Linked DNA regions of Homo sapiens: regions 2 and 3 are each linked to region 1. Evidence: chromatin loops called from intact Hi-C (ENCODE). Cell type or tissue: GM12878. All regions are shown on one strand. Links, peaks and the distances in the headings refer to the core of each region. The heading gives the core; the rest is flanking DNA.

What was found. Peaks named below come from ENCODE experiments on the same cell type or tissue, not always from the same donor. Only the 100,000 strongest peaks of a DNase experiment are listed, where the experiment ranks them.
Region 2: a loop joins it to region 1, with 6 times the contacts of the local background. A loop is called at or near these places in 1 of 110 quality-filtered maps.
Region 3: it touches region 1 in a loop (5-fold over the local background); 1 of 110 quality-filtered maps calls a loop at or near these places.

The regions. Positions count from the first base shown.
Region 1 is chr6:158,472,427-158,479,700 of GRCh38, forward strand. The region is part of intron 6 of TULP4 (TUB like protein 4); the gene reads left to right. Among named protein-coding and RNA genes, the nearest start is that of TMEM181, 84 kb to the right of the region's middle. RefSeq lists enhancers at 2,334-2,906, 2,954-3,003, 3,324-3,403, 3,424-3,503, 6,925-7,274. In GM12878, for the core only: no CTCF peak of the experiment used is centred there; DNase peaks (open chromatin) are centred at 3,205, 3,585 and 4,205; H3K4me3 peaks cover 1,942 bases; H3K27ac peaks cover 3,425 bases.
Region 2 is chr6:158,319,837-158,327,110 of GRCh38, forward strand. All of the region lies in intron 1 of TULP4 (TUB like protein 4), which reads left to right. It overlaps SNORA116 (small nucleolar RNA, H/ACA box 116), which reads left to right and starts at 3,146; the gene lies at 3,146-3,292. RefSeq lists enhancers at 3,505-3,574, 5,568-5,617. In GM12878, for the core only: no CTCF peak of the experiment used is centred there; DNase peaks (open chromatin) are centred at 3,485 and 3,875; H3K4me3 peaks cover 219 bases; H3K27ac peaks cover 1,245 bases.
Region 3 is chr6:158,285,889-158,293,162 of GRCh38, forward strand. It overlaps a transcript of TULP4 not described here. Among named protein-coding and RNA genes, the nearest start is that of TULP4, 23 kb to the right of the region's middle. RefSeq lists an enhancer at 1-325 and a silencer at 5,027-5,076. In GM12878, for the core only: no CTCF peak of the experiment used is centred there; DNase peaks (open chromatin) are centred at 4,383 and 5,013; H3K4me3 peaks cover 983 bases; H3K27ac peaks cover 1,788 bases.

The DNA.
Region 1 (7,274 bases), core at 1,490-5,489:
TTCATTGAGGGTCCATTTCAACCATTGAAAAAATCGCCTCAATAATAGAAAGTTAAATAATGATGCCATTAAAAATCAAGTACAATATTAATTATATTTAGCACCAGTTTAACTCTTGTCTAATGATTCGAAAATCACATGTGATCTATGCTGTGCTATTCAAGGAGTCCAAAGGCAGGGACATTTTTATAGCAGGAAGGAAGTTAGGCGATTTATTGGACTGCTTATAAAAAGAACTAAATGCAATTTAGATTGGATAATGTATTTCCAAGTTAATTAGATTGTAGGGTATTGCGTACAAAACCATTGCCTGGGACGAACTTGCAGCAGCAGCAGCAGCTTTAAAATTGATTCTCCTGATTTACTTGTAACAGCAATGCTTGTGGCTGGAGCTCTTCTAAGGAAATATGCTCTGATTTATTTTCCTTTCTGTCCTACATGTTGTAATGTAAAATTCTGTAATTTATCTCATTAGCTGTTATCTGTGACTCTCTATATATTCTTGCATATCTGAAAATATAACAGGTTTTCAGAGTTAGCACTACTGACTGAAGTTTGTAGGCTTCAATAATTTAGGCCCAGGTTTTTGTTTTGTTTTATGGTCTTCTGGCATTGAAGGCCAGTGGAGAGGTCACCCTATATTCTGTAAGGTTCAGTTGTTGATGTGATACTGGGTAAAAAATTAAGAGAAGAGAAGGTGGAAAAAGATGGGTATGGGAATTTAAAAATCAAATAAGAGATTGCATGTGTGATTGTGGACTTCTGTACTCTTGGAGGCGAATCCTATAGCAAAAATAGACTTGCATTCTTTCACTTAGGATTAACTCTGCCTGTTCTGCTGAAGTTGCCCCTGTTGTGCTTTTCCCATTTTTTCTTGTAAGTAGATGAGAAAGTCCTTCATGGGTCTTGTCTGCTTACAAAATACAAGGATGGTTGTGTTCTTTTAAAACTAAAATTTGGTTGACCGAACGCTGAACTAGCTTTTATTACTACAATTTAGTTGGTGGCCAAATCATTATAACTTTGTATTCAAAATTGTCTGTGGCTCCAACCAACGTAGTTTGACGGTGACCGATCACCAACTTGGTCTGTTTTTGTTTGTTTGTTTTTAGACAGAGTTTTGCTCTCGTTGCTTAGGCTGGTGTGCAATGGCGCGATCTCAGCTCACTGCAACCTCTGCCTCCCGGGTTCAAGTGATTCTCCTGCCTCAGCCTCCCGAGTAGCTGGGACTACAGGCATGTGCCACCACGCCCGGCTAATTTTCTTGTATTTTTAGTAGAGACAGCGTTTCACCATGTTGGTCAGGCTGGTCTCAAACTCCTGACCTCACTGATTCTCCTGCTTCAGCCTCCCAAAGTGCTGGGATTACAGGAGTGAGCCATAACATGCCTGGCCTTTTAAAAATTTGTTATAAACAGAGTCTCACTGTCTCCCAGGCTGGAGTGCAGTGGCATGATCATAGCTCACTGTAGCCTCAACCTCCTGGGCTCAAACGATCCTCCTGCCTCAGCCTCCCAAGTAGCTAGGACTACAGGTGTGCACCACCACACCCAGCTAATTTTGAAAATTTGTTTTGTAGAGACAGGGTCTTGCTATGTTGCCCAAGCTGGTCTTGAATTCCTTGCCTCAAGCAATCTTCCTGCCTCAGCCTCCCAAAGTGCTGGGATTATAGGCATGAGCCATTGCACCTTGCCCTTCTTCTGTTTTAAAGTGAACTATTTTGCACATGTTTGTACAGACATAAAACATTTCATCCTACTAGGTGCATTTTCTTCAAGACAGATCCCCCATCCTTCTTAGGGAGAGCTACAGAAAGAACAAACAAAGGGTGGAGAGGGAGGCTGGAGAGCCTCCGACTGTCCCAGGAATCTGCCTCCTCGGTGGCCGGGTAGCCAGTCCTCAGCCCAAGGCCTCCCTCAGTCATCCAGAAACCCTGTGCTGGCACTGCCTGGTTTTCCCTGTCCAGGACCAGTATAGTTGGTTTTTGTTCCTCCTACATTTTCAGAAGACTCTATCCAACTCACTGCTATATACAAAAATAGTAATATAGTGAGGAAGCTTTCAATTCCAATTAAATAGATTTCTCCTCTCAGCCAGGCCTCTGCTCAAACCACCTCCAGGGCAGCCTCCCTGCTCCCTCTCTTCAAAAAGACCCCCTTGCTGTTGCTCTGGCTCTCGCTCAACACTGTTTTTTACTTCACGGAATTTCACTACCTCACGTTATCAGGTAGTTCCTGTCACAGATACTGAGATACAGGTTGAGTACTCCTTATCTGAAATGCTTAGGACCAGAATTGTTGTGGATTTCAGATTTCTTTTTAATTTCAGAATATTTGCATTGTATCAGGTGAGCATCCCAAATCTGAAAATTCGAAATACTCCAATGAATATTTCCTTTGAGCATCTTGTTGGCACTCCAAAAGTCAGATTTTGGAGCATTTTGGGTTTCAGATTTTCAGATTAAGGATACTTCACCTGTATTTATTCTCTCCCTGCCACGCCAGGATGTAAGCTCTACAAGGGCAGAGAATGTATTTGATTCATTGTCAGTCCCCTTATAACTAGCATGGATCTGTCCATTTGTATACATTTAGCAAATATTTATCTAATGACTAACAGCTCAGTAGATAAAAAAATGATTGGCTGGACGCATGGCATGTCTTGTGTACTAGCAGGAGGAGAGGTGGCAGAGTAAGGAACGGGCACCAGGCCTTGATTGCCACACTCCCTGGTGGGAGGTGAGGCAGGGCTGGCCCGCATCTTTTCCTTTCCGGGGCTCAGCCTCAGCATTGAGGGGGAGAAGCCAGAGGAGAAGCCTGCCCCTCCATGGGCCACTCGCCTCCAGCACTGTGGCCTAGAGTTTGTCCTTTCCAGCTGAGCAGTGGTTCTCCCTGTTCCACCAGACCCACACTCCCTGAAATGCAGCTCAGTTTCTTGCACTTTTGCCTCAGATTTAGACGTGTAAAATATGTGAACCTCCCTATGCAAATTAAGATTTGAATGTCATCTGCTTCACAGTTCTAGCCATCAGTTCTAAAAATAGTCGTTTTATGGGATTTGAGAAAGAGATTAAGACCGCAAACTTACAATTGAGTTTTTCCCTAGCAGACAGCAGCTGTTCAAACACAACGTGAATCTGGGAGCTTTGAAGAGCTGTGCTGTTCTGCTGCGGCTCAGCCTAGTAGGCGGAGGTTCTTAGGGAGGAGGTACCTTCAGCATGGGTGAGGTCTGTGGGCCTGCAGACAGTGTGTTCATGTTCTGCCATCACCCATGAACCTAGAGGACAGAGTGATGGAAATTGATGACTGTGAGGTGGCAAAATCAGGACTAGCGTTAGTGAACGCCCCGCCCCGTGTCTGTGGCCACATGCAGTTAGCGCCATTTGACTCTTGTTCTTGCCAAAACTACAGAACATTTGTAGCGAGGGCTTTATAGGCTGGAATACCAGTAAACAGCCAGGGAAAAATTAACACCAGCAGAAATGTGACTTTTAAAAAGTAAGATGACCTGTTAGGGACTTTCTGTGGACTTACAGGGGTCCTGAGAAGTCATACCCTGCTGCCTCACTTCTGACCAAACAGTCATCACAGTCATTCATTTCCCCAGGTCAGTGATGACTCAGAATCTTCAGACAAGAGGGGCAGTTCTTGTTATCTGTCACTCCTTCCCCGTTTTTCTAGCACAGCCTTAAAATTATTATGGCAAAGGTACCAGCGTTTATTTTGCTGCTTTATCATCTTACATGGACTATATGCTACACAAACTAAATTAAATTAAATCAATGTGTCCGTGCCCTGCCCTCTCCCAGAGTAAGTTTTCACTTACTTGGGCAAGTAAATGAGTGCTGCACCCTAATTAATTTAATGTAAATTCCTGTGTTGGTGTTCTTGTCCCATTCTTAGAAGAGGGGATTTCCTGGTAACGTTGCCCTAGATAATAATTATTCCTTTGAGACCCTGCAGACCTCACTTCTCCAGGCTAAATAATTTCAGCCCTTTTTCTCCCAGGTTCTAATGTTCCATCCTTTAATCTTTCGCGTCTTCTCACTCCTGCTTGGCTGAGAATTCCAAGTCGTCCGAGCGAATGCGCTACCTGGTTTGGAGTCACACCATCCTCCCTCGCCTTCGAGATGTGCCAGCGACTGTGTTCCGTGTTCATCCAACCATGCTACCTGCCTAATTACCTGTGGGCTCTCTTCTGCTGTGATGAACCCCGCAGATCATTTATTTATATGCTGTGTAAACAGCCTGTTTCTCTTCCTATTTGCCTTTTCTATAGACATGTTTGGTTTGTTTCTGAGTAAAGCAGCTTTGACCAAATGGACTAAGGGGCCATCTGGGGCTCACGATTTTGTATGTGATGGACAAATGGTTAAATTTTTCAGTGGAGTATTACGCATTCTTTAGGCTGTGGTATCAATATGTTGGCACTTCAGAGAGTCAGCACCATGTAGTAAGATAAGGACCAGCAGTGGAGCTGGGGAGGGATGAGAATCACAGCTCTTCCACCATTTATTACTATAACAAGGTACCTAGCCTGCCTTAGCCTCTCTAACCTCATATGTTAGATGAGAATAATGTTATTCATGTGGGAGAGTAGAACGGATGCAGTGAATTCAGGTATGTGAGCATTTGATGTGCTTGCTGTTGGAATGTAGTTTTGCAGACAAGGTTGTTTTTGTCAGGATGGGTGGTAATTATATATATAAAGGTAACAAAGCTGATTTTCATCTAGTTGAAGGTCTGTGTGAGTGGTTTAAGTTCTTGGTACAAAGATATAAGAGACACATACTTATGATAATTTTATATAAAATATATCATCAACTGTTATACAGAGATAGTTACTATGAAAAGCAGAACTAGGAGGGAGGAGGACAGAGGATAAATACAGAGTGTCTGCCTTTCAGATAGCTGGACTAAAGAGGAATGGGAAATTAGAGGGAAGAAGTGTCTGATGTTTCTGCAGCCAGTCAGGTTGTGCTCATTGAAAACTGTTTTTCCAAACAACCTCATTAAAAAGTGGGCAAAGGACATGAACAAATACTTTTCAAAAGAAGACATACATGCAGCCAACAAGCATATGAAAAATGCTCAACATCATGAACCATTAGAGAAATGCAAATCAAAACCACAGTGAGATACTATCTCACACCAGTCAGAATGGCCATTATTAAAAAATCAAAGAATAATAGATGTCGGCATGGTTGCAGAGAAAAGGAAACGCTTCTACACTGCTAGTGGGAGTGTAAATTAGTTCGGCCATTGTAGAAAACAGTGTGGCAATTCCTCAAAGAATTGAGAACTAACGTTCGACCCAGCAATCCCATTACTGGGTATATACCCAAAGGAATATTTGTTCTATCATAAAGACCCATGCATGCATATGTTCATTGCAGCACTATTCACAATAGCAAAGATATGGAATCAACCTAAATGCCCATCAGCAGTAGACTGGATAAAGAAAATGTGATACATAAACACCATGGAATACTATGCAGCCATAAAAAAGAACAAGATCATGTCCTTTACAGGAACATGGATAGAGTTGGAGGCCACTATCCTTAGCAAACTAACGTAGGAACAAAAAAACCAAATACCATATATTCTCACTTCTAAGCCGGACCTGAATAACAAGAACACATGGATACAGGAAGGGGAACAACTTGAGGGTGGAGAGTGGGAGGAGGGAGGAGGGAGAAGATCAGAAAAAATGCCTGTCGGGTACTATGCTTATTATCCAGGTGACAAAATTACCTGTACACCAAATCCCTGTGACACAGTTTACCTATATAACCTGCTTGTGTACCCCTGAACATAAAAGTTAGAAACAAAAATAAAACCATTTTTTGGGGGACTTGAGCTCTAAGTTATGAATATTGTCTTAGGGGGCTCAGAGGTAAAGGGACAGCAGCGTATCTTTAAGATCAAGCATGATTTTGTTACTAATAGAGCCTCTGTCCTAACCTGTACTTTTGGGGGTTGACGATACCAGAGTAATTTTTCTGTGCATTTTCTGTGTGTTGGTTTGCCCTGTCTTCAGCAGTGATTATGTATTTCTGTAAGTTAATAGGTCCCTTTGTGTGGGGCCTGCCCCCTGTGTGGAATCATCTCATATGGAGACATGTCCTGGAAGTGTCCCAGAAGCCCCTAGACTTGAGTTTTCCAGACTCCTTGGCCAACAAACACGGCCCTCCCCTGGGGACTGTGGCCATCACCCCACCCTGCAACTGCCTGGCCTCCTGTGGTAGAAAGGGAAGATGAATGATCATCAGCGCTCCATCTGTCTGGATCGGAATGAACAAATCTCTTGCTGCTTCTCCGTCACGACCCTTCACCTTTCTTTCTCCCTTGGCTAGATGGCACCCCTGAGCTTTGGATTTTTTTTTATTATAAGAATTTTCTAACTTGCATATTTGCATTTTGGCCTGCATTCTCAAAGATAATGATGGCCATGACCCTAGCGAGGCTACCACAGGAACCGTGTTCTCCTCAATCGCCTTTCCAGGGAGCTTTCTTTCCCTGCACCGTCAGTGCCAAGGGAGGCTGAAAATGCAGTGACTGTGGGTTATATACTGTGATGGCCCCAGAAGGGCTGTGACTCCATCACCTCCTGTAATCCTCACAGGGTCCCCACTCATGAGAAAAGGGGGAGGCTTCTAGGGGTTATGGATAGTCCCCAGGTCACACAGCTGGTAAGACCAAGTCCATTGTTGATCTGACTCTGGACGGAAGGGAAGGGCCATCTGGTCTACCTCATCACCACCTCCCCAAGCCATGGGAACCACCCTTGGGTAATTTGGGAATCTAGAAAAACAGCCCTTCAGTAAGGAATGTGAGTTACTGCACCACAAGGTGATTGCCCCTACTAGTAGAAACCTTACTACCCAGAGCTCAGTTGGGTTTCATGACCCCAAATTAAATGAAATATAATACAGGTAAACAAACTTTATAAAATTATTCCAATGCTTTAATGCTCTGGCCTGGGGACCTAATTACTTTTATTTTATTTTGTTTTATTTTTAAGATGAGAATCTCGCTGTATTGCCCAGGCTGGTCTTTCAGCCTGGCCTCATGCAATCTTCCCACCTTGGCCTTCTAAAATGCTGAGATGACAGCCTTATGCCACCATGCCCAGCCCTCTAGCCAATTTTCAATAAACATACTGAATTTTCGTAATATAGTGTCTAACATTCTCTACTGTGCTTTTAAAACCAGTATTCTCAAAACAGCTTATTTTATTTTGCTCGAGACAAGTGTGCATTATCCCTTTTTGCT
Region 2 (7,274 bases), core at 1,711-5,710, 150 kb before region 1:
ATTTGCCAGAGTTAAACATATAGTAGAGGAATTCTTATCCTGTGATACATAGCTTCATATTTGGTAAATATGTTAATGGTTCTAATCAGATGGTGAAAATATATGCCCCCCTCAATCCTGAAAGCACCTTTCATAAAAAAGAACCACTACCACAAAAAATGAATGATCAGCCAAACCAACTTTTCCCAAAGCAACTTTCTATGGCATTTGGGGACGGAAACAAAATAATCCTTTTACCAGTATCTCTTTTGAAACCTTTGATTAGCAGTGTTATGGAAGAGGAATAGATGTGTGCTTACCTACTGAAACTCCAAGGGGGACTCTTCGTGGCTGGCTGAGAAGTGATGCTTTTTTAGAATTATTTGTCCTTTTACTGTGAAGCAGTAATTCAAGAAAGATGAGTTTTTCTTTTAAAAGAGTCCTCAATAGGTGGGCAGGTATGTCAGGCAAAATAATGATTATGTTCCATAATGAAGATTATTTCAGAAAATAATTACTTGGGAATGTTTTTATTCTATGAAACAATTTCTTACAGATATTGTAGATGTCGTGCAAATTAATCAAGGTTATTTGTACTGATTGTCATTTAACAGGAATTTTTTTTTTTTTTTTTTACACAGAGTCTCACTTTGTTGCCCAGGCTGGAGTGCAATGGCGTAATCTTGGCTCACTGCAACCTCCGCCCCCCAGGTTCAAGCCATTTTTCTGCCTCAGCCTCCTGAGTAGCTATGATTACAGGTGCCCGCCACCACACCCAGCTAATTTTTGTATTTTTAGTAGAAACGGGATTTTGCCATGTTGACCAGGCTGGTCTCAAACTCCTGGTCTCAGGTGATCCACCCGCCTCAGCCTCCCCAAGTGCTGGGATTACAGGCCTGAGCCACCATGCCCGGCTAACAGGATTTTTTTGACTTGAGAATAAGCAGGCAGCTATGTGTAGTTGCTGGAATTCGTTTTGTTATAAGGACACGACTACTGTAGCAATGGTCTCACCTGATTTCTTGGATTGGGTACATCTTCTCCGATATGCTTTCTCTGACCCTGCCCCTTGTCCCTGTTGTACACTTAACAGACTTCTCTGGTTGCGCTGATCATGCTTTATTATAGTTATCTGCTTGCCTCGTTTGGTAAAACTTATTGGAAGATCAATGTACCCTGTCATTCTTAACTTCCTCACCTCTCATTGTTTAGAATATCAATTATTTATTTATTTTTTAAAAAAATTTTCTTTAACTTTTTGGCCCACTTCAGTGTGCTTTCTTTCCTTATTCTACTGAAATGAACTCCTCAATGACCACACATTGCTAAACTCATAGGTTTTTGGTGTTTTGTTTTTGTTTTTAAACTGCACTTGATGTCTCAGTAGCATCAGTAGAATTGAAATGTTGTCCAGGACACCAGGCTCTCCTGGTTTTCCTGTTACTGTTCTGGCCTCTGCTTTCCGCCTTTCTTTGCTGGCTCTGCCTTTTTTTTGCCTCATCTTTAAATGTTAACGGGCACCAGGCATGCATATTTTTCTGTATTTCCTCTCTATGTTGGCTTTAAATCTCCCTACATGCTATGACTCCAGATACCTCTCTCTGTCTGCCATCTCCTTCTAGTTCCAGACTTCATTCTCCAACTTGATATATGAGATACAAAAGTGGACACCAGTCAGGCCTCGCAGACTATCGGTCACCCAGACAGAACTCATTTCCCCCCGCCCCTTGAACCTCAGATCAGTTCCATGCACTGTTTCCCCATTTTAGTAGATGGCCCAAGACCAGCCAGTCAGTTCAGCTCTCAACTCAGGAATCTCCCTGCGCTTCCCTTGTCCCCAAGTCTTGTTATTAGCAAGACCTCCCACTGTATCTGACTTCCAGATAATATCTGAAACGTGCTCACTTCACCACCATGCCTAGCATAAACCTCCTCATGAATCTCTTGACTTAAACTCTACTATTTTTCTATTGTGGAGGACTCAACAATCTATGTTAAGTTTTTTAAGTGTTTTAAAAATATTATAAAAATTTACTTCTAAAGTACTTTTCTTTTTCCTAAAAACATTGTATGACACATCTTAATTCCAAAAAGGATGGGAATTTCTAGATTGTAAGAATGGTCTCCCTTGCAGTTGAAAGACCCTCCTAGTACCATTGTCTGATTCACCCTCTCCTGAAGAAGGCCCAGAGCCACTGGGGACTGGCAAGCCAGGTTCTGTGTCCACCTCACTGTGCATAGTGATGACCAACTTTCTCAACATTCAGAGAGGTTAGAAAACCATTTTATTTTGAAACATTTATACAGTATTTAAAGTACTTAATCTGTACAACAGTTTTAGTGGGAAAAGTTGACTCATTTTGGATTAAAGCCAGCAAAAACTCACTGCAGCTCTTTTATCTCTCATAAATTCTACATAGAAAGTGACTTTTAGTAGATTTGTGACCAACTAAGGTATTATAATGGTGGATATAATGGAGGGCTGTTTTATTTCCTTTAGTGATGGCCTGTTCTTTTTTCCTTTCTGTTTCTGTTTTTCCATATCTTGATTCCAAGAAGTTCTAGCTTTACCTGTCCAAGTCATTCATTAGTTTACTCAAGTCAGTAGTAAGTTGAAAATAATAATTCTCTTCTATCAGAGTTGTAGAACCTGAGATAATATGTTTTTGGAAGGGCTGTGAAAATGGTATATAAGTGATGAAATAGTAAAGTACTCTATACCCTTTGTACTTAAAGTAATATACTTAAGTATATTACTTTCCAGTCCTTACAATACCACTTAGTACCTGGAAATTCAGTTACTGTTCTGACTCATGAGGTTAGAAACAGTGTTTGTTGATTTTTGTTCCTCAGTTTAGATTTGAAAACACATGCATTAATTTTTAGCAGGTATTTACTGCATCTCTGTTGTGTGCCAGGTGCTGCGTGTATTTGCCACTGTCGGGGGGCAAGAGAAGTCCCAGCTTATACCTCATGGAATCTACAGTCTAGCATGAGGGTGAAACGTGGACTTCGCCTTCCTCTATTTGCATTTCCATTAGGAAGAGAAAGCAAGCTTTCAATTGTTCAAAGAATGAAGAATGAGGCTTCCTAGAGATTGTGTGGTGAAGATGATCTTTGAGCAGGGCCTTGAGAAATACTTAGGATTTAGCACGTTTAGCGCGTGCTTTTCTCAGTGGTGCAAGAAGATTAAGCCACATTCTGGCTTTAGAGAGGCATTTCTGAGAGAGATGAAGGACACTTCGTTCCCCAGCCCCAACCTAAGCATGTGACTGTACTCACCTTGTCAGATGCTGTTGGAACCTGGCTGACAAGGACAAGGACCTATGCATTTTTTCCTGCCCTGGAACAAAATTGCCCTTGTTGGACAGGCAGTGATGTTCTGTGCGCCTTTTGACTATACTGTGAAATGTTTGTGGTTTGTAATGGGGATTTTATCCATCTGAGCATGCTACACTTTTTATTAGTTTCCATGGCAGATGGTTAAACTAGGGTGCTGCCTTAATAATTTGACTTATGCAGGTGCTCAGATATGACTGTTTCTGTGCTTAATGTATTCAGCATGTGGTTGTAGTCGTTTGAAAAGTTACATAATCATGTGTTCATGACCTGAGTTAGAGATAATTTATTAGTGACTCAGCATTAATGACTCATTTTATGCAACTCTTCTGGTAAAGCAACGTTTCTGTTCATGTGAGCATATTGTAGCATGCTAGGTGACCACATCTACCTTGTTTCCTTCCTAGGTAGTACCTTTAGGTATTCCATTACAGGAGGGCTGCCCCACTCCCGGAGGTGCATTGAATACAGAGAGGGCATAGTTGGTGGAGAAAAGCCCTCCTTGGGATCATCTGTAGCTGGTAATAGGGACTGAGAAGCTCAGGGCTACATCATGGTTGAATGTTTGTGGATTCAGTGATCTGCATGGCAGGTTTCAAAACCATATAATGTTAAGAGATATGAATTGCAAAACCACAACCCCTCAGACTTTTCTATACAGTAAGTCCTCAATATTGTTAAGTTCTTGGAAACTGCAGCTTTAGGTGAAACAACACTTAGTATGTAGTATATACGTAGGATCTTTTTTCTTGTTTATATCAGTTAGCTTAAGGTAAAATTGTTTTCATATGCAGGTCATTTTTGCTTAAAGTTCAGCTTCTAAGAACCTATCCTTGAAGTTAAGTGAGGACTTAACTGTACTTTTTGCAGGTAAATTTACTGTATTGAGCGAAATGAATAGTGGAAACTTACCTAGTTTTTTACCCTGGAAAGGAATTTAAACCGATAAAATGCACTTACTAGAATTTGATGGATGTTCCGCTTTTATCTGCCAGCTTTATCACGAAGGATTTCCTCAGTGGGAACACTGAGAGAAAGGATCTGCATAGTGGGACTGGAAGGGTGGAGTAGTGTGTGAATGAAGTCAACTAGGTATTTAAAAAATATTCTTACATTCCCTGACTATAGCCATAATTAACGTCATTGTCCTGGTGAGTCTGTCTTCTTTTTTTAGACCAAGTCTGAAGAAATGGGTGGCAGATGTTGTACTGTTCTGATGTACTGCAGAGTGCTATAGTAGGTCAGAGGATGAAGCACTGTGGACCAGTGTGGTCAGGGAAGCTTCCTGCAGAGTCAGGGAGTGAGCTGGACCTTAATGTTCATTTCGGTTCCGTAAACATTTGAGAGCTCGCTCTAGGCTAGACTCTGTTGGGCTTTGGCTCTACAGTGGTGAAAAAGGCACTGTTCCTGCCCAGATGGATCGTCTATCGTGTGTCAGAGGGTGGATATTGTTTGCATGGATATAATGTTGTCTTTGCTGATGACAATTGCCATATATATTCCTGTAATTTGTGTGTGTGTGCTATGTCCATTATTTAGTGTAGCCCTCATAACATCTCTCTACAGCTTTGTATTAATATCCTTGCTGTACAGTTGGGGAACCTGAGGTTCTGAGATGTTAATGAAATTGTCTGAGGTTGCAGAGCCAGATGATGGCAGATCTGAGATTTGAATTTGTGTCTGTGTGTTTTTCTATCTATAAGACACTGCTTCAAAAAGGTGAAGGGAAGAGGCACCCTTAAACAGAGTTATGAATGACTGTGGTATGTGTGTGTTTTGGACATGGAAGAGTTTGGTGAAGTGTTGGAGAGTAGTGGAAAGCAAAGCGGGATCGACAGGTGGGACCAGACATACATAGTCATGATTATAAACAATAGTAATAAATGTTTGTGGCATGAAAGAAGACAGTGCTTTTGGTTTGGGCCGTATTCCAAGACCATAAGAAGACTCTCATATTCAAATAGAATTGTCAAAAAATCAAATGTGAGTGTAAAAATTACCATTCAATTCAGTGCATTTTTTCACCAATGTGGATAACTGACAGTTGACAGCACTGGCTATGCTTAATCAATTATGGAAATAATAGTCTTAAAGAAGTAACAGACATCAGTCACCATGATACTATGATAATGTACACATGAGCCTAACTCTTAATTGTAGCCAGTTATTGTAAACTGAAGGGATTTGAGGAACAGCTTTTCTTTTTTTTTTTTTTTCAGACAGAGTCTTACTCTGTCTCCCAGGCTGGAGTGCAGTGGTTGAATCTCGGCTCACTGCAAGCTCTGCCTCTTGGGTTCATGCCATTCTCCTGCCTTAGCCTCCCGAGTAGCTGGGACTACAGGCACCTATCACCACGCCTGGCTAATTTTTTGTATTTTTAGTAGAGACGGGATTTCACCGTGTTAGCCAGGATGGTCTCAATCTCCTGACCTCGTGATCCGCCCGCCTCGGCCTCCCAAAGTACTGGGGTTCAGGCGTGAGCCACCGCGCCCAGCCGAGGAACAGCTCTTCTTTTAAATGTCTTAGGAATTCTTATTTTGAATAAGGAACCTTTCTAGCAAAGAGGCAGAAATGAAACTTTTGTTTTATATTTAGGTCAGAATTTCATTTCACCTAAACTGGCTTATCTATTTTTATACCAAAGCTCAGTAGTGTGAGTTAATTTTTTATCACTGTAATAGTTATACATATTGGTAAATGCTAAGAATGAAAAATAGCAATGTTCTAACTCCTGTCTCCCCCCCTCCCCCCACCTGTTGTCCTGGCCACTTAACAAAGGCTCATACTATTATTTTTTTGATGAATCAATTTTAGGATTTTGTCTATTGACTTCATTCCCATCTCGTTAGGCTGAGATTTAGCACTCTTCTCTTTCTTTCATAGTCACTCAACCCAGCTTTGCCCTATCATCTAATCATTCCAGTATTACTGTATCACAAATATTGGTTATTATTCAGTGTTTACACTGTTTAAACTATGTCACTGTTATTCCCAGATGAGCCAAGTAGGGTACTATGATTGTATTCCTTCATTATTTAACTCTTTTCTCCTCATGATAAAAATTTCCCCCCCAGTGGTTTAGTTTATCTATTGCAAAACCTTCCTACATCTTCAGCATAATTTCATACATTCAAACCAATTAGATGGTTTATCAGTTCATTTTTTTGTTTTGTTTTGTTTTTGTTTTTTTCCTGAACACCTCCATCTGAGAGTCCTTTGTCATCCTTCTGCTCTCTGGATTGGTTGCTCAGTGGGCCTGCTGCCCAGGTGATTTCCTGAACTTCCTTTTAATCATCATCTTGGGAATTCTCTTTGCCCCCTATTTATTCCACGTGTCGTTTATGGAATCTTGTATTTTTTTGGTTAAACTCCTTTTTGTTGGAACATAATCTCCAGTATCTTCCTAAGAAAGTATTTGTAAGTCATAAAGTATAAGACTTTTAATCTCTGTAAATGTCTTAATTGCTTTCACACTTGATAGTTTGGCTGGGTACAGATTTCTAGGTAGTTTTCTTCAGAATTTTGTCTTCACATTTCCAGAGTTTTTAGAAGCATAGTAGTTAAGAGCTCAGGCCCCGGAGCTAGACTCAGTTTACGTTCTAGCTCCATCACTTAGTAATGCCATGACTTTAAATATATTATCTAATTTATCTTTATAGTTGTCCCTTGACTATCATGGTTTGAACTTTGTGGATCCACTTATATGTGGAATTTTTTCAATCAAATACGGATCAAAAATACAGTATTTCTGGGATGCAAAATCCATGTTTATATGGAGAGGATTATACACAAAATCAACGTTTGTATGCTTAAGTTCTTGTGGGCTGACTGCGGGATTTGAGTATGTGAGAATTTGGGTATACGTGCACAGTCCTGCAACCATCCCCCTTGTGTACCAGACTGTACTATGATTTTCTCATTTGTGAAATGGATTTATAAATAATACTTTCCTCATA
Region 3 (7,274 bases), core at 2,166-6,165, 190 kb before region 1:
CTATAGCCAGGGCTCTGTTCGGTTGCTGGCTGCGTTTCAGCTCTCCATTTGAGTCCTTTCTATATGAAAAACATGAAAATGCCAGGGGATTATTTTTGCAAGTAAAAAAGATGGCAGCAGATGTGAAAACAGATTTACTCATCATGATGTAAATTGGTGTTTTGTTTTCATTTTAGTTTAACAATATATAGGTATTCATGAAAATATTTGGCTGTAAAAAATTAGGAAAATTACAAACTGCCATTATCTGTTGCAATTCATTCAATTCAGTTTTTTTTGGAAAGAACTTGAAATTGTAAGTTAAAAAATTTACTGAAATTTGTGCTAGTTAAGCTTTAAGAATTCTAAGTAATAATCCAAAAGACATTCTAAAATTCAGATTTATCAAAATCAATTGTACCTTTCTTTGTACAGATATAATAATTTTCTGGAATATGGAATGTGGTGGTAGAAGTAATGCAGAATTGTTTTGCCATAGCCTTTGTTTTCTCTCGCAATTATTTCTGTGTTTCTTCTGTTTTATAAAGGAAATGGATTGTGTTTAGTAATTTCCTCTGTACCTGTAACCACGAGAGTAAACTTTTTATTACATCTAAACTTGTTTATTCTTGTATACATGCTAGATCATAGACTAGTTGAAATTTTCTGTGTTACCATGGGTCTGTGAAAAGATCTTGTCTTACTGGTCTTGTATTCCTAGTAAATTTCAGTATGATGATATCACTTAAACACTGTAACTGTGGGACATTGGCAGGAGCTTGGGGATATTTTTAGCTACTTGGAACTCTTATTGTAATGGTATTTATTAGTAATTCAAGACAAATTTTATTGTTTAATTATGCTCTATGGGTTTATTGCCATCCAAGACTGCAGTGTTTTAGATGACTAGAATTTAGCTTTTTAAGAACCCCAAATTTTTATTTCAGCTCTTTCAGTGGAAAATTTTCTAAAATATGCTATTTCCTTCTTAATGAGAAGATAGTGAACATAATAGGACTTGTAATTTCCCACTTGAGTTCATCTCTTTATTCTTTTGTGAGGACGCACAGTAATGCTTTTGGAAGGGGTCAGCATGTTGGGCTTCTTCCTACATTTAATGGTCATTTGCCAACAGATATTTACTGAGTTCTTTTCTAGGTCTGGAGATTCAGTGATGAAGGCATTATTTCTTGCCCTCAGAAGGTTCATATTGTAGTAGGGAAGATAAACCAGGTAGTAAATCTTAGAACACAATGGGATGTTTACAGTGAAGAGGAGAGGCCAACCTGGAGTATATGGGTTTGAGATCCATACAGATCTGGGTTCAAATTACAGGGTGAATGGAGTTGTTAAGCTCCATCTAGCATTTGCGTGGCCAGACATATGCATGTGTAGTGTTTATTTCTGTCGTGGCAGTAAAAAGACTTCTCCTGTAGTTTATTGGCCTATAAAATAATATAATTTACGACATCATTGGAAAAGTATTTTTATTCCTATGTAGGGTCATTTGTTTCTAGAGTAGAACAGTTTTAACACCGTATACAAATAAAAGCACTTTTATTCAACTGAACATGCATTTATTGAATACGTAATATATACGTACATTTTGCTTGCTAGATGTCTTGATGAATAGACATTTAAAAGTCCTTACCCTTAAGTAATTCCCAAGTTAGCACGGATGATAAGGGCTCAAATACTTATAATATGGTGTAGAATTGAATGAGCAACTTAAGATAGAAACATTTGCTGTAGAAGACCATACTTACTAGGGAGGAACTGGCAAGGATTTATGGAATCGGTGATGTCGAAGCTGCATCATGAAAGATGGCTAAAGTTGGGGGAATTTGGGATGAGCATTGTACTTGGATGGATTAGCTTGGAGCTTAGTCCAGGCAGTAAATATATTCATACTTTGAAAGGAGAGTAATTTTTATAGAGGACCCTGGTGGAAGACAAGACTGGCACAATAGGTAGGTGTATGGCCCTTCTGTGAAGGCCCTTGAATGCCAGGCTGAGGAGGGTGTTCTTAGCCAGTGAATGTGACCAAGTGACTGTTTTTAAAGTGGCAAATGATACTATTGCAGCTGTCCTTTAGCCCACTGGCAAAACGGGTGAATATTAACTGAGGGGAGGTCATGTGGTCTACGGTGAAGAGCACTGAAATTATCAATTGGTTTGAATTCTGGCTTCAGCACTTAATATGCTGGGGGGACTTCAACTTCAGGCAAGTTGCTCAAAACCTTTCTGAGCCTCTATTTCCTCATAGAGAAAATGGGAATAATGATTCCTTTTATATGGCTGTCTTAAATGACATAACATTTATGAAATCACCTTTAATAATTTGCATGTCCAGTTTGTTTGGGATTTCAGCCTAGGTGGTTTGTTTTCTTTCTTTCCAATCTTCCTATACCTTATATTGATTTTTGTTGTCTTCTGTGGTAGCTCGGACCTCCAGTACTGTGTGGTAGTAGGGTTCTCATCTTTCTACTTTGTCTGGGATTTCTAGCACAGCATGATACAGACATCTTTATCTTAATTCTTAAATATGATGTTTGCTATAGATTGTAGGTAAATATCCTTTATCAGAAAAAGGAAATTCTCTTCCTAATTTGGAATCTAAAAAAAAAATGAGTGTTGAATTTTTTTTTTTTAAGAAGGAGTCTCACTCTGTCGCCCAGGCCGGAGTGCAGTGGCGTGATCTCGGCTCACTGCAAGCTCCGCCTCCCGGGTTCACGCCATTCTCCTGCCTCAGACTCCGGAGTAGCTGGGACTACAGGCACCCGCCACCACGCCCAGCTAATTTTTTGTATTTTTAGTAGAGACGGGGTTTCACCGTGTTAGCCAGGATGGTCTCGATCTCCTGACCTCGTGATCCACCCTCCTCGACCTCCCAAAGTGCTGGGATTACAGGCGTGAGCCACCGCGCCCAGCCATGAGTGTTGAATTTTAGGATACTTTTTTGCTTGTATTGCAATAATCTTTTTCCCTGCTCTTTACTCTTTTAGTATGATGAATTATATCTAATAGATTATATTTCTAATTAGTAGACAAACAGATTTTCTAATAACCTCTTAGAACTAGTTGTGGCTATTATCACTTTTTAAATATTCTGATTGAGTTTGTGTAATACTGCTGTAGGCTATTCCTGAATGTTTGGTAGAACTCGTTTGTAAACTATATGGCCTGATTTCTTTGTGGGATGATTTTAAACTACAGATTCATTTTCTTTAGTGGTTATAGAACAATTTAGACTGTCTTTCTTCTTGAGGTAGTTTTGTTAAATTGTGTTTCTTAGGAATTTACTCATTTCATATGTTATCTAATTTTATAACATTAAGTTGTTCATGGTATTATTTTATCTTAAGTTTCATGGTGTCTGTAGTTAGTTGTAGCCCTCTTTTCATTGTCAGTATTTATTTGTGCTGCTCTGTCTTTATCTATCTTGCCAGAGCTTTGTGTCTTTGATTACATTTTGCAAAGAATCAGTGTTTGGCTTTGTTTAGCTTGTCTAATTTTTTTTTCTTTTTATTTATTTAATTTCTGTTTTTACTATCTTCTTCCTTTACTCTCTTTTGGTTTATGCTGTACTTTTCTAACTTCTTTAAGTTGAATGTTTAGCCCCTTAATTTATAACATGTTTTCTTTTCTAACATAAGTTTTATAACATTTTATAACAGTTTCTTCTTTTATAACATAAGTTGTTGTTGTTGTTTTGTTTTGTTTTGTTTTTTGAGACAGCGTCTCATTTTGTGGTCCAGGCTGGAGTACGGTGGTGCAATCATGGCTTACTTCAGCCTTGACCTCCTGGGCTCAAGTGATCCTCCTACTTCAGCCTTCTGAGAAGCTGGGACCACAGGCATGTGCCACCATGCCTGGCTGATTTTTTAATTTTTTGTAGAGACGGGGTCTCACTGTGTTGCCCAGGATGGTCTTGAACTCCTAGGTTCAAGCAGTCCTCCCACCCTGGCCTCCTAAAGTGTTGGGATTGCACATGTAATCCACCATGCCCAGACTAACATAAGCATTTAAGGCAATGAATTTTCTTTCAAAATACCACCTTTGCTATAGCCAAGAAGTGTTTTGTTTTGTTTTGAGACAGGGTCTCACCCTGTCACTGGAGTGTAGTGGCGTGATTAATGGCTCACTGCAGCCCCCACCTCCTAGACTTAAGCCATCCTCCCACCTCAGTCTCTTGTGTAGCTGGGACCATAGGCGCATGCCACCATGCTGGCTAATTTTAAAATTTTTTGTAGAAACGGGGTCCCACTGTGTTGCCCTGGCTGATCTCGATCTCCTGGGCTCAAGCATCCACATCAGCATTTGTTATTTTCTGACTCTTTTAGTAATAGCCATTTTAACTGGGGTGAGAAGACATCTGCTTGTGGTTTTGATTTGCATTTCCCTGATGATAGTGATGTGGAGCACTTTTTCATGTACCTGCTCTCCATTTGTTGTCTCCTTTTGAGAAATGTCTTTTCAGATCCTTTGCCCATTTTCAAATCAGAATGTCTTTTGCTGTTGAGTTCCTTATATATTCTAGTTGTTAATCCTTTGTTGGATGAATAATTTTGCAAATGTTTTCTCCCATTCTGTGGATTATGTCTACTTCGTTGATTGTTTCCTTTGCTGTGCAGAAGCTTTGTACATTTTCATTTATTTTTCCTTTTGTATTGTTTTTCTCTTTCTAGGGGATTGATTTTGGTCTCCCCTGCTCCCACCTCCCTTCTGTTTTTACCCCTCCAGTGATTTAGAAGTTTTATACTTTATTTCTAGTTTTTTAGTGATTGCCCTTTAAATTTTACCATGCTTACCTAAGATAATTAAGTATAAGGTTGAGTATTTTAACTATCCTTCTAAAACAATATAAAGGCCTTAGAGTACTTTTGGCTCTGGTCATCCTTGTTTGATCAAATTGTCTTTTTTTTATTTTTTAGTTTTCTACCTTCCCCCCCACATTTGTCATAGACACAGTCTAGTGGTTAAGCACATAAACTAGAAACTGAAACCGGCAGCCTGGTGTGACACCCAGCTCTGCTGCCTACCGGATAGTGTCGGGCAAGCATTTAACCTGCCTGTGCCTCAATTTCCTCACCTATAAAATGTGGACAACAAAAGGATCTTTCTCATAAGGCTAAGGCTTTTCAATGAGAAATATAGTACCTATAAAGCATTAAGAGCTATACCTAGAAGTTGATAAGTACTGTGTATTAATATGAGTCTGCTGTTTCTGCTTTATTGTTCTGTTTTGAACAGACATTGTTTAATTTTACCTACATATTTAACAATTTCTTTTTTCGTTGTTTCTTAGACCTTCCTTCTGAGACATTTTCCTTCTACCTGAAGAATATTGTTTAGATGTTATATTGCGAGGTCAGTTGGCCTTAAATTTCAGCTGTTATTCTTTTGAAATGGTCTTCTTATTTCACTCTAATTCTTAAAAGACAATCTTTCTGGGAATATAATTGTGTTTTCTTTGAGTGCTTTGAAGATACTATTTCATTGATTTTGGCAGCCAGTGCCGCTGTTGAGATGTCTCTGTCATCTAATTGTCATTCTTTTGTAAGCACCTGTCTTTTCCTTTTGGCTACTTCTGAACTCTTCTCTTGGTGTTTTTATTGTGCACTTTTACTAAAGTGTGCCCAGGTGTGGATTTCTTCTTTATTTCTCCTGCGTGGCATATATTGTGCTGCTTCTTGTGTCTGTGCATTTTTTTTTATCAGTTTTGGCAAATTCTCAGTTGTTATGTCTTCAGATATTTCTTTTCCATTTTCTCTGTTCTGTCCCTTTAGAATTTTAATTAGATTTGTCCTTTTTTAATCTATCTTTCATTTCTCTTGATCTCTTATATTTCTATCTCCTTGTGTCTCTGTGCTATAAAAAAATTGGGTAATTTCTTGAGCTATTAGATTGAGTTCATTAATTCCTTTTTTAGCTGATGTCTTAATTGTAGACTGCATTTTATTGAAGGAATAGGTTTTTCATTTCTAAAAGATTTGGTTCTTTCTGGCATTTTAGATAGTGTTTTGCTTTCTAATTCCTTTAAACATTTCAAACCTAATTATTTAAAGTTCTGTTTATTTCAGTTTCTGAAGATTTGGGGATCTAAATTTGTTGTTTGTACTGAGAACTCATGGTGACTTATTTTGTGTGTTTAGTAATTTTTAATTGTAAACAGATTTTTGGTTGAACCTTATCTGGGGGAATCCTTATTTCCTAAATTGGGACAGTTTGCATGCAGCTAAGATTTGTATTTGCTCTGATATACAAGGATGTTAGAATTGTGGGACACTTTAGCCTGTGAGTCCTGCTGAATGTGTGTGACTCAGGTTCAGCCTCTGTACCTAGAGGTTGGACCAAAGTCTCGATATCTGATAGAATGACCAACTGTCTGGTTAGTCCAGGACTGAGGGGTTTCCTGGGATGTGGGACTTTCATTGCTAACACTGGGACAGTTCTGGGTAAACTGTGACTATTGGTCACCCTAATTCCGATTCCAGTGCTTGTTTTGTATCCGCTCTTGTGTCCCCTGTCAGATGACCCTGGCTTTCCCTTATGTTTATGTGTATGTGCCTTCCATAGAGATTTTCTATACTTTCCTGCAAGTCCAGCAATTAAAAATTACATTTGTTGTAATTTACTCAAGATCTAGTAGTGTGCAGAGGCCCTTTCAGAGCATTGTGGAAGTGTAACATGTAATTTTACTTTTTACTTCCTGAGAACGTCTTTTCATGTTGTTTTGTAGTCTTCTACCATATAATTATTAGTGGTTTTATAGTATTCTGTTTTATGTCTTTATCAACGTTTATTCAACCAATACCCTGTTTGGACATACTGATTATCTCATATTTTTCCCTTATACAAACGCTATAAGAAATCCTTATAGCCAAGTCTTTGCACAGTGTAAGATTATTTCCTTACGATAAACTTCCAGAAGTGGAATTGATGAATCAAAAGGTTTTGCAGCATTTTAAGTCTTTTTGAATTATATCACCAAAGTACTCTCTCATTTCTGTGTACCCTGTGTGACATGTGACACAGGCTATTATTTCTTTCAGACTTCGTTGCTTTGATAAATAAAATGCCCCCCTTTTTAATGAAGGCACCTGACTTTTGATACTGGTGAGCCCCAATATGGTACCACAGTATTTTAATATCTGAGTATCAGGTGTAGATTCACTCTAAGAAGTAGCTAACTTCCACTTTCTTTTAAACTACTAATCAAGCAGTTTGTCTGCAAGCTCCATTCCCTCCTCTCTCTGTACAGATAATTACATGTTCATATTCTCAGAATCGGC